Regions from separate parts of the Homo sapiens genome. Here all the other regions are linked to region 3. A link is an interaction called in ENCODE POLR2A ChIA-PET data of the cell type or tissue named here. Cell type or tissue: MCF 10A. All regions are shown on one strand. Region 1 overlaps PDZD2 (PDZ domain containing 2). Region 2 overlaps PDZD2 (PDZ domain containing 2). Region 3 holds the start of MIR4279 (microRNA 4279).

Evidence for each region. ChIA-PET counts read pairs that join two places held together with the same protein. Peaks named below come from ENCODE experiments on the same cell type or tissue, not always from the same donor. Only the 100,000 strongest peaks of a DNase experiment are listed, where the experiment ranks them.
Region 1: POLR2A ChIA-PET joins it to region 3 with 5 read pairs; 3 of 35 experiments call an interaction of 5 or more read pairs at or near these places.
Region 2: POLR2A ChIA-PET joins it to region 3 with 5 read pairs; 2 of 35 experiments call an interaction of 5 or more read pairs at or near these places.

What each region holds. Positions count from the first base shown.
Region 1 is chr5:31,829,455-31,833,454 of GRCh38, reverse strand. The region is part of intron 2 of PDZD2 (PDZ domain containing 2); the gene reads right to left. It also overlaps the pseudogene RNU6-760P. Among named protein-coding and RNA genes, the nearest start is that of MIR4279, 100 kb to the left of the region's middle. In MCF 10A, no CTCF peak of the experiment used is centred here; no DNase peak of the experiment used is centred here.
Region 2 is chr5:32,091,744-32,095,743 of GRCh38, reverse strand. It overlaps PDZD2 (PDZ domain containing 2), which reads right to left. Exons shown (of 25, transcript NM_178140.4): 21 at 2,720-2,837. LOC105374711 (a long non-coding RNA gene) reads left to right here. Exons shown (of 4, transcript XR_007058716.1): 4 at 1-2,133. Among named protein-coding and RNA genes, the nearest start is that of GOLPH3, 81 kb to the left of the region's middle. RefSeq lists enhancers at 2,406-2,465, 2,114-2,613, 2,918-3,087, 2,614-3,115. In MCF 10A, a CTCF peak has its summit at 2,321 (motif pointing right); a DNase peak (open chromatin) is centred at 2,363.
Region 3 is chr5:31,934,509-31,938,508 of GRCh38, reverse strand. All of the region lies in intron 2 of PDZD2 (PDZ domain containing 2), which reads right to left. MIR4279 (microRNA 4279) reads left to right here and starts at 2,350; the gene lies at 2,350-2,407. In MCF 10A, no CTCF peak of the experiment used is centred here; DNase peaks (open chromatin) are centred at 1,148 and 2,428.

The DNA of each region.
Region 1 (4,000 bases), 110 kb after region 3:
ACTCTGTTGCCCAGGCTACAGTGCAGTGGCACCATCTCAGTTCACTGCAACCTCTGCCTTCCAGACTCAAGTAATCCTCCTGCCTTAGCTTCCTCAGTAGCTGGGACTACAGGCATGTGCCACTACATCTGGCTAATTTTTGTATTTTTTGTAGAGACGTGGTTTTGCCATGTCTCCCAGGCTTTCTCAAACTCCTGGACTCAAGCAATCTGCCTACCTCAGCCTCCCAAAGCACCGGGATTACAGGCATGAGTCACCAGGCCCAGCCTCCACCTTTGTTTCTAGTGGCCACTTTTAAGATATTAGCAACAAGTGTCTTAACCTTTTAATGACATTTGTCTCATTTTTCCAGAGTTTTGGAAGGAAGCTAAGTACTTTCTTATTAATCAACCAGGCACAGACAGTGGCTACCGACTGTGCTAACAGTGTTAATGACACTGTGGCAGTGGGTTGGTCAGGCCTGCTCATGGGACTTGTGGAACGAGGGAAAACCTCCTTAAAGACACCAATGTGTTCCCCAAGGCCTTGGCCACCTGTGACCCCAAACTTTTCCTCACACACTAGGTTTGTACTTAACTGCACATCTTTTTACTGTGGTAAAATATACATAAAATAAAATTGACCATTTTAATTTTTTTTGAGACAGAGTCTCGCTCTGTCACCCAGGCTGGAGTGCAGTGGCGCGATCTCGGCTCACTGCAACCTCCGCCTCCTGGGCTCAAGTGATTCTCCTGCCTCAGCCTCCTGAGTAGCTGGGTTTACAGGCGCCCGCCACCGTGCCTGGCTTATTTTTGTATTTTCAGTAGAGACGGGGTTTCACCGTGTTGGCCAGACTGGTCTCAAATTCCTCACCTCAGGTGATCTGCCTGCCTGGGTCCCCCAAAAGTGCTGGGATTAATGGCATGAGCCACCGCGCCCGACCCATTTTTATTATTTTTAAAAATCCTTGAGCAGGAGCCATGTTCATCTTCTCTGTATTGTTCCAATTTTAGTATAGGTGATGCCAAAGCAAGCACCCTTTTTAATTATTTTAAGCAAGCACCCTTTTGAATGATTTTCAAGTGTACAGTTGAGTGTCAATAAATACATTCATGTTGTTGTGCAACCATCACCACTACCCGTCTCCAGGGCTTTTTCATCACACCAGGCTGAAACTTTACATCCACTAATAACTCTCCATTCGTCCCTTCTCCCGACCTCTGGTAACTTCCATTTCATTTTCTGTTTCTATGAATTTGACTATTCTAGGACCCTTACATAAATGGAATCACGCCAGGCTCATGCCTGTAATCCAAACACTTTGGGAGGCCAAGGTGGGAGGATCACTTGAGTCTACAAGTTGGAGACCAGCGTGGGCAACATAGTGAGACTCCATCTCTAAAACAAACAAACAAAAAACAAAACAAAAACCTACTAAAAGTCAGAATTGATTTTTAATCATTTTATTAGTTACTTTGAGTCACTTATCTTTGCCCAAAATTTTCACTCCATTTATACTTTTCCCCACCCCATCGTTATTCTTTTTTTTTTTTTTTTTTTTTTTGAAACAGTCTCACTCTGTCACCCAGGCTGGAGTGCAGTGGGGCAATCTTGGCTCACTGCAACCTCCACCTCCCAGGTACAAGTGATTCTCCTGCCTTAGCCTCTTGAGTAGCTGGGACTACAGGTGAGCGCCACCACGCCCAGCTAATTTTTTTTTTTTTTTTCTGAGATGGAGTCTTGCTCTGTCGCCAAGCTGGAGTGCAGTGGCGCAATCTCGGCTCACTGCAACCTCCGCCTCCCAGGTTCAAGCAATTCTCCTGCCTCAGCCTCCCAAGTAGCTGGGACTACAGGCACACACCACCATGCCCAGCTAATTTTTGTATTTTTTAGTAGAGACGGGGTTTCACCATGTTAGCCAGGATGGTCTTGATATCTTGACCTTGTGAACCACCCGCCTCGGCCTCCCAAAGTGCTGGGATTATAGGCGTGAGCCACCACAGCCGGCCAATTTTTGTATTTTTAGTGGAGACGGGGTTTCACCATGTTGGCCAGGATGGTCTTGATCTCTTGACCTCGTGATCCACCCGCCTCGGCCTCCCAAAGTGCTGGGATTACAGGTGTGAACCACTGCACCCGGCCAATTTTTGTATTTTTAGTAGAGATGGGGTTTCACCATGTTGGCCACGATGGTCTCGATTTCTTGACTTCGTGATCCACTGCCTCAGCCTCCCAAAGTGCTGGGATTACAGGCGTGAGCCACTGCCCCTGGCCCCATGGTTATTCTTTGTACCATTAAGTTCAACCACTGTGACCTCTTTACATTTCCCAAGCAATTACTTTCAAATGTCCATATCACTGTGACTTACTATATCTAGCTTAATCCTCCATCAGAACATCTCCTTTTCTACCAGGTAATGATCTCTGATAAGGAAAAGCACTAACAGGGAACTGGGTCTCCACACTTCGTAAACTGCCCAAGAAGTCTTCCATCCTCCCTTGCTTTCCCACTGGGTGAATTCCTCAGAAGAAGCAACTTCAGAATGTCACTGCTTGCTGTCTGAGCTGTGCCACAATGCCTCTGAATTAGCCTGAGAAGCCTTGGTCAGGAAAAGCAAAGAAATCAGAATTGCAGGATAAGGCTTCTCCCAAAAGACTCTCAAGAAGTGTCCTTTCTATCTGTACAGATCAGAGTGTTTGGACACTGTGCAGAAGTCTCATGAAAAAACATGTAACTTTATCCTGAAGACATCTCAGCTTCCCTTTTTATGTGGATGATCAAGGGTGTCTGCAAGTCTGGGAAAAAGGGATAGAGGAGAATTAACAGCCAATACTCCAGGGCCTGGCTTACTGATAGGGAAATGGCTGTGATGACAGAGGAATCTGGGGAGGCAGGAGGAGCTTGACAGAAACAAATGGATGTCCCAAATAGGCTAGTTCATAATTTTTTAAAAGTTGAATATTAAAAAAATAAAACATACAAGTTAAAAATGCCATCAGAGCCAGGTGCAGTGGCTCACGCCTGTAATCCCAGCACTTTGGGAGGCCAAGACGGGCAGATCACGAGGTCAGGAGATCAAGACCATCCTGGCTAACACGGTGAAACCCCGTCTCTACTAAAAATACAAAAAAAAAAAAAAAAATTAGCTGGGCGTGGTGGTGGGCGCCTGTAGTCCCAGCTACTCGGGAGGCTGAGGCAGGAGAATGGCGTGAACCCGGGAGGCGGAGCTTGCAGTGAGCCGAGATCGCTCCACTGCACTCCAGCCTGGGCGGCAGAGCGAAACTTCGTCTCAAAAAAAAAAAAAAAGCCATTGGATTAAATGTATTAAGGGAGTGGTTTGGAGGGAAAATGTGAACAAGTAGAATGAAACAGTTGGAAAAAATCAGAATGGTACTAGACAAGAAAGTTTTTTGTTTCTTGTTTCTTTGAGATGGAGTCTCGCTCTGTCACCCAGGCTACAGTGCAGTGGCATGATCTTGGTTCACTGCAACCTCTGACTCCTAGGTTCAAGCGACCCTCTTGCCTCAGCCTCCAGAGCAGCTGGGATTACAGGCACCTACCACCACACTCGGCTAATTTTTTGTATTTTTAGTACAGACAGGGTTTCACCATGTTGGCCAGGTTGAACTCCTGACCTCAAGTGATCCACTCACCTTGGCTTCCGAAAGTGCTGGAATTACAGGCATGAGCCACCACACCCAGCCATAGATAGGAAAGTTCTTACAGCTATTGGATACCACTTTACTTTGGTAAAGGGGGGTTAGTAACTGGTAAGAGGTAAGAAGGAGGGCTCTGACATACTAGTTAAGTTCTGTTTCTCAGTTTGGGTGATGGTTAATATAAAAATTCACTAAGCTGGGCTGGGTGTGGTGGTTCATGCCTGTAATCCTGGCACTTTGGGAGGCCGAGGCGGGTGGATCATCTGAGGTCAGGAGTTTGAGACCAGCCATGCCAACATGGTGAAACCCTGTTTTTACTAAAAATACAAAAATTAGCGAGGTGTGGTGCCTGCAATCCCAT
Region 2 (4,000 bases), 160 kb before region 3:
AAAAGGAGAAGGAAAAAAAAAAAGAAAATGAGGCCCTCCTGCATTCCAGGACAAGTTAAATCACAAAAATTTCAATGTATTCACATTTTTTTCCAGTGGTGTTTAAGGACACAGATATGCTAGAAGCTGACTATTGCGCCAAATTTTGCCTCTGAGAGCCTCAGCACAGTCTCAGGGCGGCCAGATCAACCATCAAGAGCTCTCCAAGGTTTGGGTGTGTTGAAGTCAGGAGGCCAGGGTTTGTTTTCAGCCTCGAAGCCTCGAATCTCTCACAGCACTGCCAAGGACACAGAAAATAGTTTTGTGCAGTTCTATTTTTAGTACCTGCAAACCATACTCATTGGAAAAAGCAAGGCAGGAAGCTTCTAGACTGAGGATGGCAGAGTAAGGATAGCCCTGCTCAACGCTCCTCTCTGAAGACAGTGAGAAAATAAAGGGAAAAGAACGCCGTGTTCTGATATGTAGGAATGATCTTCAAACCAAACCACAACCCTGCCTCGTGGTGAGCGTGAGTAGTAGGGGGTGAGGAAGGCCCTAGAATAAGCCACCCTCGGGCAGCACTGTGGCATGCTGGCCATACTTTGTTTGAGGTTCCTGAAGATGTACATCTTGCTTGTGGTTGGCTGGACAGTCTGGTCTTCTCCTCTGACATTTCATCTAACACTAAAATGTCTGGGGTAAAGGGGGCCTGGCAACGTGTGACCCCACCTGTGCCCCCTTGACTGGTGGTCTCAGAATGAGACTTTCACACATGAAATCCTTCCTTATTGTAATAACAAGTGGGAGGAGGAAGAGAGATGAGGGGCTATTCCCTTTTACTGAAAGCGGAAGTGCTTAGCATCTCAAGACATTTTGTTTTTCTTTCAGAGACAGGGTCTTGCTCTGTCACCCAGGCTGGAGTGCGCTGGCACGATCATAGCTCACTGAGCCTCAAACTACTGGACCCAAGTGATTCTCCTGCTTCAGATTCCCATGTAGGTAGGACTACAGGCATATACCACCACGCCTGGCTAATTTTTTAAATTTAATCTTTTTTTTTTTTTTTTGAGAGATGAGGGGTCTCACTATGTTGATGAGGCTGGTCTCGAACTCCTGGCCTCAGATGATCCTCCTGTCAAGGCATGTCTTAACTGCACAGACCCAAATCAGCGGCTGAGAATCAGAAGGGAGTGGAACCTGAAGGGACTGGTCTCCTTTATTCCAACCTCTCTCCTCGCCTCCTGGCCAACTCCTTACTAGGTGCCAAGGCTGGCTGTTGGCTGAGAAACCACACAGCCCCTCTATATTTGAATTTCTGGAACAGCATTCTTAGATGACTTCAGTGACCCAGGTATACTACCACTAAAGAAACATTCATATTTATTTCTCTAAATAGAAAATATTCATTCATTAGGGTTCAAATCTCTACGTATAGCCCCAAGAAATTGATCTTCAGATTAGTATCCTAGATGTGAACCTGTGGTTTCTTCTGTCAATGTTTATTGTCACAACTGATTTACTGAAAGATTTTATTTGTAATTCCTTGTACTCCAGGGTTCAGATGCTCTTCTACAGGTGACATTTGAACAACACAGGCTCAAACTGTACAGGTCCACTCACACTCAGGGTTTCTTCAGCCTCTTTATCCTTGAGGCAGCAAGACCAACCCCTCCCTCCTTCTCAGGCTACTCAGTGTGAAGATGACAAGGATGAAGCCCTTTATGATGAACCACTTCCACTTAATGAATAGTAAATACACTTTCTCTTATGACTTTTTTTTTTTAATTGAGATGAAGTCTTGCTCTGTCACCCAGGCTGGAATGCAGTGGTGCAATCTTAGCTCATGTCAACCTCTGCCTCCTAAGTTCAAGCAATCCTCTCGCCTTAGCCTCCTGAGTCGCTGAGACTACAGGCACCCACCACCATGTCCAGCTAATTTTTGTATTTTTAGTAGAGACAGGGTTTCACCATATTGGCCAGGCTGGTCTTGAACTCCTGACCTCAAGTGATCTGCCCGCCTTGGCCTCCCAAAGTTCTGAGATTACAGGTGTAAGCCACTGCACCTGGCCTCTTAGGATTTTCTTAATAACGTTCTATTATCTCTAACTTACGTTGTTGTAAGAAGACAGTATATAATACATATAACTGACAAAACTTGTGTTAATTGACTGTTTATGTTATCAGTAAGGTTTCCGGTCAACAGTAGGTTGTTAGTAGTTAAGTTTTTGGGAGAGTTAAAAGTTATATGTGGATTTTCCACTGCTCGAAGGTCAGTGCCCCAACCCTCATGTTGTTCAGGGGTCCACCATATTTCAGGGCAACGGCGGGACTACACCAATGTAACTCTTCTCTCACCAGCAGGTGGCTCCCTTGACTAGTTTATGTCCACAGTTAGGTGGCGAGAGGTATTTCCGAGATGACTAGCTCTGCTTTGAGGACTCTCTGCAAACAAACTCCACACATAGGAGTTAGGAGAATGGTAACTAGTTGCTACTTGGGGGATGAAAACAGCAGTGACACCCATCTGGCACCTGAACATTCAAGACAAGGTCTAGCTTCTGAAGCTGGCTAGCAGCACGTGAGGCCAAAGTCAGACTGAGCTGTGAAACTCGCAACCCAAGGCAGTCCTCCCTCTCCAGGACTCGGGGCGGGCTCTCCTCGGCTGTCTGGGCAGGCAGCACATACCTGGGCACTCACGCGGCCGCAATTCATGTTCCTGAGCTTTCTGTGTTTCACTCACCTCTGATTGTGCTTTCGCTTCCTGAATGAGAGTTAGGATGGTAGATTTCGATCCCACTGACGATAAAACAGACTGTAATCTTTGCTGGTCCCCCGCTGAGACTAGAAGTTGATCCAAACTAAATAATATAAATATATTTGAAGAACATTAAAGAAAAAAGCAATTTCTTCATTTTATAAGAATGCATTTAAAATGATCTCCTTTCTACTATACAAAAGAGAACAGGTATTTTCTGCTCTCTTTTGGTCAAAACTTCCATTCCAAACTAATGGAAGAATAAATCCTGAGTGCTGAACAGAAATGTCATTCACTGCCAATGGCAAGGGGAACTGCTATGAATTCAGAGATCCCCTCAAGAAGTTATGGGACCAATGCTGGAGCTTAACAGGACACTTCTGACATGTTTTAAAATATTCAATACATATGTTCAAGTGAAATATTTTTATTTTTATTGAGATGGAGTCTAGCTCTGTCACCCAGGCTGGAGTGCAGTGGCACGATCTCAGCTCACTGCAACCTCTACCTCCTGGGTTCAAGCTATTCTCGTGCCTCAGCCTCCCGAGTAGTTGGGATCACAGGCACCTGCCACCACGCCTGGCTAATTTTTTATTTTTAGTAGAGATAGGGTTTCACCATATTGGCCAGGCTGGTCTTGAACTCCTGACCTCAAGTGATCCGCCTGCCTTGGTCTCCCAAAGTGCTGGGACTATAGGCCTGAGCCACTGGGCCTGGCTTTTTTTTTTTTTTTTTCGAGATTGAGTCTTACTCTGTTGCCCAGGCTGGAGTGCAGTGACGCGATCTCAGCTCACTGCAACATCAGCCTCCTGGGTTCAAGCGATTCTCCTGCCTCAGCCTCCCAAGTAGGTGGGATTACAGGCGCCTGCCACCATCCCCAGCTAATTTTTGTATTTTTAGTAGAGATGGGGTTTCACCATGTTGGCCAGGCTGGTCTTGAACTCCTCACCTTAAGTGATCTGCCCGGCTCAGCCTCCTAAAGTGCTGGGATTACAGGTGTGAGCCACCACGGCTGGCCTCAAGTGAAATATTTTTAAATATGTTAGAAATTCTCCGTTTAACTCCAGCCACCTCCAAAGTCCAAATTCCCCCGTGCTGTGCTCTCTCTTCCTCTGCATGCCCCTCTCATGTTGCTTTTGCTTAAGTGCCATGTCCTCTAGAAGCCTCTCCTCAGAGCGACACTTTGGTAAACATGTTTCCCTGCAGGCACTTTTATTTTTCCAGCAGTGATATTAAAAACCAAGGGCACTAAAATGGAATGTAGTA
Region 3 (4,000 bases):
CTCATAGGTGTCTTTTCCAGCAGGTTCATAAACCAGGAAAGAGGGTGAAAATCCAACCACAGGCACATAGTTCATCTAATATTTCTTTACTATTGTTGGGACCCTGCAGAAAAGCTTCAACTTCCTAACTCCTGAATCTACCCATTTGGAGGCGATGGCACCAATACAGACTAAGAAACTAAAATCAGTTTCCCAAACAAGAGCCCATTCAAATTGCTGAGGGCTTAACTTGCTGCATCAACCCACTGATCACATTATTCACCAATGATATTAAAAAATCAACAGGTCAAGGTGGAGTGCTGGGAGCAGTGGCTCACACCTGTAATCCTAGCACTTTGGGAGGCCGAGGTGGGCAGATCACTTGAGGTCAAAAGTTTGACACCAATCTGGCCAACAGAGTGAAACTCTGTCTCTAAATGGGGGCGGAAATCAACAGACCAACCAGCAAACCAGCAAATGTTTTTTTCTAAAGATCGGATAGGCTTTGTGGGTCACTATCTCTGTCCTATATTCTTCTTTGTTTCTTCAACTCTTCAAAACATAAAACACATTCTTAGCTCCCAGGCCATACAAAAACAGGCTAGGGCAGTCTGGATTTGCCTAAGGGCCATAGCTTGCTGAACACCGCTTCCAGCAGGAACCCTGGGAAGGAACCTGTCCCCAACACAGCTTCTAAGTCACTGCAGATAGCACCTGGGACAGATCAGTCTGAAGGATGGGAGACAAAGGGGACACACACAACAGGTGAACAGTAGGCAAGAAAGGACAAGAGTTGGGGTGGCGACGGTAGGAACATGGGGTGAAAAAGTTTTCTAAAAGACCACAGGAGGTGCCGTTCCTCCTCCCATAGAAGGCTAGCTGTGTAATGCTGAGAAATCACACGGAAAGAGAGACTAGCAATGATGTGTGGGCTTGCTTGACTAAACACAGCCATCCCCCAGCCCTCCAGGACTAAAATGCAAAGCCACAAAACGTGGCCACCACGGCATGAGGATGACCACAGCATGAGGATGCCAGCCAGGCAGTAAGCAGTAACCCAAGCAGCTCCCAATTTTGCCTTTTCAGACACACCCCTGTGGCTACGGGGCATTCTCCAAACCTCAACGCAAACAGTTCCAGGATTCAGGCTGGGCTATTCTACCGAAACAAAATTCTCCACCTACCTCTGACGTTCTTCTCAGGCTGACCACACGCACCATTTCTATCCAACCTCCTCCATGTTAGCCCAATCCCCCAACACCCTGGCCACTTCATTAGTGAGGGAAAACATGTCAGATCATCCCAGTGCCCAGGAGAAGCAAGGCCTAGAAATGATTCAGAACCTGGGGCTGGAGATGATCTTTATTCTGTTCTACTTCTCTTATCACAAGCCCCAAACCTTGACAACGGAAGGAACACCCTGAGACTCGGCTACAATCATGGGAATCAAAAATCAGTTTTAAAATTATCCTTGCATGTGGCTGCCACCCATGGTCCTCCCCATTTATTTTCTACTTCTGAGTGTGAAACGTCACTGTGACAGTTTCCAACCCTCTGCACTCCCCCCACTCCATGACAAATATTCAGGATTCACACTTCACTTTCACACTGCTTTCCAATCCCTTGACTTAGAAGCCGAGCAGAGGCAGCCTGCCTTAATGGAGAAAACATTAGTGCATTCGGGCTTCACTCTGGATCCCAGTCAATTTCTGGATATTTCACAGCTGTTATACATCCACCTCCTTTCTTACAAAAGCCAGCAAAAATTAGTGAGCACCTCGTTGGCTCTGAAATATGAAAATGGAGCCACAGTCAAGCCTGAAAATCGGTTTCTGGTTGACTCCCTTCAAAGTATTTGTTCTAAAACACAGTGTCTGCAGTTCATTTATCATCTGCCAATTTTTAAATGAGTTTAAATTAAAAAAGCTTCAATGCTGCATGCTTTTTTTCTTTTTTTTTTTTTAAAGCAACTCTCAGAATAAAACTGTCATTTGGTCATCACACTAGTAACTGAGAGAACTCTTGCTTGGGCAGATATCAGCACAATTCAAGCTGAGTCTTTTATGTTATTATTACCTGCTCATCTCTCATATAATTAAAAAATAATAAACCCTTGGAAGACCTGTAAGTTGTGTTCAGAGAGAAAATGTGATTCTCTTCACCACTCAGGTCTCCCGTCCTACCTGCTTTATGAGCTGGTCAGGTGAGCGTGCTCTGCTGTGCTTCAGCAGCCTCTGGAATGGGACAGACTCCAAAGTTGGTTGTGCTTCACTTCCCTTCTCCATTCAGGTCTTTAAAGTCCTGGGTTATTAACTATCAACAAAAATACAAGCTGCGCCATGCGTGCTCCAACTTCCTGCCAGCTCCCCATGCTCTGTGGAGCTGAGGAGCAGATTCTCTCTCTCTCCTCCCGGCTTCACCTCCTGAGCTCCAGAGCCCCACCCACCCACAGCACTCAGATCATTTTTCATTTATGAATGCATCCAGCCACGCTGTGTTTGTAAGAGAAGGAGCCAATCCTTGCCCTGCCAGTGTATTGGAACCAGGCTGCTATAAACGGTTCTAATTTTCCAGGAGTATGGGGGGAAATCATATCCCAGCAGACATCATGCATGGCTTCCTCCTGCAGGTATCTGCAGATCAGCTCTTCCATCACCAAAGGACGCACACTTGGCCACGGACCACAGCTGCTTCATTCTACAGACTGCCAGGGAGGAGGACTGAAGATTTCAGGCAGGAGAAAACCAAAATACTATCAAAATGTGTACTTCACATAACTAAAAATGTGAAGCTAGGATGATCAGTGAAGAAACTTTCCACTCAGTGACCTGATATTTCACAATACATTTAATCTGTCTTGCACTTATTAAAGGGCCAGATTTTTTTTTAAATTGCATCCAAATGCAAACAAAAATCAAGGGGTTAAATTATTTTATAAAGAAGTCTGTTGGGAAATAAAAGCCATTTGTCTTGATGACACCAAATTTACAACTTTTCTACTCCGACTAAGCTTCCAACTTCCATTGTAGACAAGTACTAGCAAAACCAGAAATTATCAGTCAGCCCTTGAGTTGCTGAAAAAATCCTCAACTTTTAAACACAATATGATTTTTCTAAGGTTTTATCAGGAAATAGAATGTTAAAAAATAGGCTTCCCTAAACCAACACACATATATAGTAGTTTCTATTATGGGTAAAATTTGCCTTGTTTTACAGCTGAAGCCAAAGGGGTCTTTCATGATCCAACAGCCAGAGACAAAGATTCCAAAAACCTTTGGTGCAGGTATAAAAATGTACATGTGCAACTTAAATGGGAATGACATTTTATTATTCCAATACTCACAAGGTCCTTTGTTAGCTATACTTGTAAGGAACAAAATAGGAGCAAACATCCTCTGTTTACTTCTTGCAGCCATTCTATTTTCTTTCTTTTTTTTTTTTTGAGACAGGGTCTGGCTCTGTTGCCCAGGTGGGAGTGCAGTGGAGTAATCTCGGCCCACTGCAACCTCCATCTTCCGGGTTCAAGAGATTCTCCTGCCTCAACCTCCTGGAGTAGCTGGGATTACAGGCGCCCGCCACCATGCCCAGATATTTTTTGTATTTTTAGTAGAGATGGGGTTTCACCATGTTGGTCAAGCTGGTCTCAAACTCCTGGTCTCAAGTGATCTGCCCATCTCGGCCTCCCAAAGTTCTGGGATTACAGGTGTGAGCCACCACTGCTGGCCAGATTTTTGGTGTTTTTTAGTATATTCATTTATTTTAGAGTTTTATCCAGTATAAATTTTTCCCCTAGGAGCCTTGTATTGACATAACCTAGTTCCAGTCACAGTGAGACATTTTTGAAATTGCTTCTAAATTTTCCATGTATTAAAAAACTGGTGGTCTAGTATCCGGACTTAAGTCTTTTTTTTTTTTTTTTTTTAATTAGATGGTTCAAATGTCTCCTAAACAGAAAATGCTATACATTTTCTCATGTGCTCCAAATGGATTCTAGCCATCCCAATACCCTAACACATTCTTG